2 separate regions of the Homo sapiens genome follow, and region 2 is linked to region 1. A link is a contact called in ENCODE Hi-C data. All regions are on one chromosome and are shown on one strand. Each heading gives the region's core, a stretch centred on a gene start or an enhancer-like site at or near the end of the contact. The rest is flanking DNA. Distances are from core to core; before and after follow the strand shown.

What was found. Hi-C counts contacts between places; a loop is a spot of excess contacts on that map. Pooled maps may share reads with other maps.
Region 2: a loop to region 1 is called in a map of mammary epithelial cell, with 8 times the contacts of the local background. The contact joins two enhancer-like sites. A Hi-C loop is called at or near these places in 2 of 168 maps with a recorded cell type or tissue (lower lobe of right lung and mammary epithelial cell) and 1 of 50 pooled maps.

What each region holds. Positions count from the first base shown.
Region 1 is chr10:121,079,136-121,081,729 of GRCh38, forward strand. No RefSeq gene overlaps it. Among named protein-coding and RNA genes, the nearest start is that of LINC01153, 98 kb to the right of the region's middle. Within about 2 kb of position 1,301, at least 4 of the 41 ENCODE cell types and tissues checked have a DNase peak (open chromatin) inside an H3K27ac peak, as active enhancers do.
Region 2 is chr10:121,112,207-121,114,800 of GRCh38, forward strand. No RefSeq gene overlaps it. Among named protein-coding and RNA genes, the nearest start is that of LINC01153, 65 kb to the right of the region's middle. RefSeq lists an enhancer at 687-1,886. Within about 2 kb of position 1,290, at least 2 of the 41 ENCODE cell types and tissues checked have a DNase peak (open chromatin) inside an H3K27ac peak, as active enhancers do.

The sequences.
Region 1 (2,594 bases), core at 51-2,550:
CAGGTCCAGCCTCATACAGCCTCATACAGCCTCGGAGTCAGCCGTTTCAAGTGATTTCCAAGAATCATCATTGGAAAAAAGCCTTGTAACCATCAAGTGGTGCTGATCTAATAAGAGCCAGCACAAATCCTACGTTAAACTAAGCAAATGGCGTTAATCTCATCATCATCATCAAGCCTAGGCCCACAGCCTGAGGTGACATGGGGTGACCGAGTCTCTGGATTGTGTGAAGGAAGGCTCCAGTGATCAGGTTGCTGCAAGATCAGGTTGACTTGGGGTAATAACCGCAGTTGCAATTACATGTGCTGTTTACATACTTTGCCCCTTGTACTTGATAAAGTCCAGAAAGAGCCCTGGGCGCAGCTGCTCAGCGCCTCTTGGGGGTAAGCCACATACCCTGTGGGAGCAGGAGAGCCACCTCTCCCCTGAGAGAGAAATAGGGCCCAGATAATGTCTAGTTTAGGTACCTCTTCAGACCAGATACCTTTGAAAGGATATCGCTTTCTTGTCTGTCTTTCGATATCATCATTACAAGATGGAATGCCTCCTCTGCATAAAGAAATAACAATTCTCCTAGTATCTTCAGTTTTTTAAAGAATAGAAGGATTGGTACAATCACAAGTCTTTGAAACAAATTTCCAGTAGTTTTTCCAGGTATTGCTGGAAGATTTGGAAATAAAGAAGTAGCCCTTTAACCCAGTGCAGGAAAATAGGCAAGCTTCATCATCCTATAAATGATCATGCCCTCAGAACTTGCTGCAACAGAAAAACCAGCTCTATCTATGTACAGTACTGAGAAAGTAGGGCCACTTCCTCTCACTTGGGATCTGGGATAGCTAACACATGCCTAAAAGCAATCTGTTAAGTATGACTGAAAGGGGACTGCAGATTAAAGTTGCAAGCTTCCAGCTTTGGGGTACCCAGGAGGGCATCTCCTCCTGAGGATCAACAACAGAAAGAAAAAAGCAATGAATCTGAGCACAGCACATTCAAGTTTGTAAACTCTTTTCTAACTTTCCACCTCAATGCCACAGAGCAGTGCTACTGTGAAACTGGGGACAAAGAAGAGAAGGGCATCTGTAATCGGGGAGCTCAGGGTGTGTGCAAAACGATGATGATAAAAAAAGGCAAGGAACAGCAGAATATGCTGGATTCAGCAGGAGCTGGGCCCCTGAGAGCTGGGGAACTAACAGATTGCAGCCAAAGCTGCAGCCCTCACGTTTTCTGACTTGAGAGATAATGAAGCAATAAAAGCAGCAGAGGCAGCCAGTAAGGGCTCTGCTCCACAGGGTTGTCTGTGTGAGAGCAGCTGCTTGTGGGTGCCTGCTCAGAGTCCATCCAAGGACTGCAGGCCTCCAGCAGACTAGCAAGGCAGAGGACCAAACAGCCAGGCCTCGGTGGCCCAGGGCTAATTCCCTCCTTCAGAGACACCAGAACCTTGGCTCCCCAGCCTGTCACTGAGCCTGTCCCAGGGTGGGGCAGCCCATATGGTTGAGCTGTTGCATCGCCAGAGACACCAAGGGTAAATAAACCCTGGGACTACAGATGGGAGGCCAGCCAGGCTGGCTCCACTTTTTGATCTCATCACGGGGGGCAGTCCGTGTGGAAACCCTGGGAGGCACCTTAGCGATTTTCCAGGCCAACAACTTCATTTGTCAGATGAGAAAATCCCCCTCCCCCTCCTAGGGGTTAAGGGACTTGCCAAAAGTCACATAGTGAATCAATCGCAATGCAATAAAAAGTGGTGGCTGAGACCACAGCTGGGCTTGAGCTCCAGCTCTATTGCTCTGGAGCTTGGGCAAGTTACATAGTTCTCAGTCTCTTCATCATATAATGAGCGTAAGGTTAGGACCTTCCATGTTAGGTTCTTGGGGAGATCAAATGCATGAAAAGCCTATTGCCTGGTTCATAGTAACTGCTTAGTAAATATTGTTGGTTGGAACTTATCGTCATGACTTTGAGTCATTGGAAGTAGATCTCAGAGTCTCCTTCTGCCCAGGTCGGGGATATAGTGTGATGGATAAAATCTTGGGAAACTGAGTTTGGATTTCGCTTCACCTCTAGTTTTGTGACTCCGGACACGGTATATAATCCTTCTGAGCTTTCGTTGCTCTCATCTGTAAAATGGGAGTAACTCTGCCACCGTAAACAGGTTTGCTGTGAGGAACAGAGGTGGCAAAATGATGACATGCTCATGGCAGCACGTGACACTCGGAAAATCACAGCTGTTACCATTAGCAGCTAATCTAAAGCTCCTTCCCCCACTCGGCAGTGAGGACAACTGCTTTTAGTTTGAAGAATAATAAGTTGATGCAATGAAGATGCTAAGTGTGTGGCTGCCCTAAAGGCTGGCAGGAACCACCCAGCCAGCTGGTGGATGGCATGATCTGAAATGGACCATATGTTTGAAATTATGAACCCAGATGTTAGGTCTTGGCACCTAGGGTTCACACCATTAGATTCAATCCTTTAGGTGTCTCTAATGGTCTTCAAGGTGCCAGGAAGCTTGCATTAAAATGCAAATCAGTTTCCTGAGAAAGGAAACACATTAAGTTATCCACTTAGCAAATTGCTGAGCTGGGTTGATTTGGGGT
Region 2 (2,594 bases), core at 40-2,539, 33 kb after region 1:
TAAAATGCATTCCATATGTATGATAGCTAAGCTGCATTTCCATGAGACATATATTTTCCCCATTTTTCAGTTAATGAATGTTTCAAGGGACAGTTTTCCAAGTTCTCCTCCCACTTTCCCAAGGCAAGATGTCTTAAGGAAAACAAAACAAAACAAAACAAAGCTAGGAGGAAATACTTCATCACTATTCATTATTTATAAACAAGTATAGTTCAGATCATGAAGGAATGGCTCCATTCATCAGTTTCACCTCTCCAAATCCAAGTAAACCACTCCCCAGGCTCTTGGTTATCTGATATTCAGTCCTGATAGCCATAGATCAAGAAAGGCCCTTTGCAAAATGGCAGATACTGAAGGATACTAAAACGCAGACACACACAGACACACACACACACACACACACATTCTCAAATGATATAACTTTCAAAAAAAAATTAAGAGGAAGCAAAACAAATGGCTCTCCACCATTTTTTTTTCTGCCCCATAGCCCCACCTAGGGAAAAAATTGTAAACTATGCTTAAATTAATTCAACAAATATTTACTGGACATCCATAACGTGCCAGGCACATGCTGGGGCCCCAAGGACACAATGCTGAGGATGGATTTGTTCCAGAGTCCAGAGGAGGGAGCAGGTGGAGGCTCTGTGGCTCAGATTTCAGGGAGGGGAGTGTTAGGGAGACCCCCTGGGGAAGTTGATATCTGAGCTAGAGGCTGAGAAAAAGAGAGGGAGGTGAAGGTGCCAGGCAGAGAAGTCAGCAGAGTGGAGAGGGCTGGGAGAAAGCAACATTTTCCCAGGTCTGCAGCTCCCAGTGCGGGGGCGCAGCAAAGCTGAGGCTGGAGGGCAGCAGGGCCAGACCTTCAGGGCTTTGCAGGGCACACACAGGAATCTGGGCTTCATCCTGAAAGGAGTGGGGGTGGCAGGAGGTCGCCAAAGTGTTGTAACCTTGCAGTGACAAGGTGACATTTGCGTTTTCATCAGGGTAGTGACAAGGTCAGGGTTGTGCTTTTTCAAAATCACATGAATTGTGATTCAGAGGTTTGATCAGAGTGGGGTGGCACAGGCTGGAGGCTGGAAGGGTCCTTGGCAAAGCAGATTTGCCAGTTACAATCTCCTCGAAGTCCCTCCGTGCCAGCCTCCTCGCCCCTCTCTGAGAGGCGTCACTCGTATTCTAGGAAGCAAGTGGATCATATGAAAAGATGTCCCCCAAATGGCACAGTCCTTAGTCAGAGACCATCTCAAGAGGTTCAAGCAGCCACCTGGGATCCCCAGCCAAGTCAGGCATTCAGTCAAACCCTGGTCACCTGGAAAGGCTTGTGAGTCATCAGATACTGGGCAGCTTGCAATAGGTTGTTTTTAAGTGTTTTAAGTTCCAACTTACTTATCTCTTAAAAATGCTAGGTATTTACCTTTTAATCAAATGGAATACAACCAGTACTTGAAAATATCTGTGCCTCCCTCTGCTCTGAGAGACCCACAGTACAAGACTCTTTGCCCCAAAGGCTTGCAAATGCAAGAAATAGTCATTGGTTTTCTTCTTAGCCTCTGGGGTAGAGGATATTGTGCTAGTTAAGAATATTATGGAAATATCCCAGAAATGGGTTAGACATTTAAGAAATAAAAACCCTAAGGGCCCCAAACCTGCTCTTAATCCTAAGAGTATCAAGTTGAGCACTCGCCTCCATACATCAAACTGGAATAAGAGATCTGTGAAAATCCTCAGAAGTGGAATTTTAATTTTTTTAACTTCTAAAGGTTAGATGTGAGAATAACATGATGATAACCTCTTTATCTACCAGGACAGCAAAATCCAGGCTTAGGATGCGACGATGCTTACATTGATTAATAGAAACTAACCAGCCAGCAAATGCCTTGAAAGTTCCCAGATAACCTGAGAAGTGACAAGAAACAGAGACCATAAATAAAGTTAAGTGCCCTAGAGAAAAAATACACCCAAAGTGGCTTTAGTCTGTCCCACAGAATAATTCTTTTTCATGCTACATAGCAAAAGAGCTCAATCTAGTTCTTCCTAGTTTTGTCTGGTTTACTCAAAACAAATTCCGTATAGGGTTCTCAGATCTTTTCTTCTACATATTCCTCTGAAGATTTAAAGCTTTGCAAAACCAGACTGTACCCAGAATAGAGTCTCACTTTTTTTTTAAGCAGGGATAAATAAGAAGGCAAGATCTGAGCAAACCTTTAGTATCCTCTACAGACCCTATCATTGGATTTTTTGCTAAGAATATTAAATATTTGTAAATGGATGTTTGATAATAATACCCTAAAGAAATAATTTTCTATTTAATTTTATAAAATTCAAACACTTATGTTATCTCCAATATTCCTGGAGTGGTTTGATAAATGGTAGTTGGGCCACAGGAACCTCCCTGCTTCTTGAGAGTATCTCAGAGTATTTGCTTAAGAAATACACATGGATTCCTCCAGGGCAGTTCCTATAGGCTCTGAAACATACCCCAAAGGTTAAGTGATGAGCAGAAAGTTTAAACTCCTCAAGCCATTCAGCTTTAAAATAACACCTGGACCAAACCCACAACCAATACACTACTCTGTTATAGCAAATGTGTTGTTCCATGG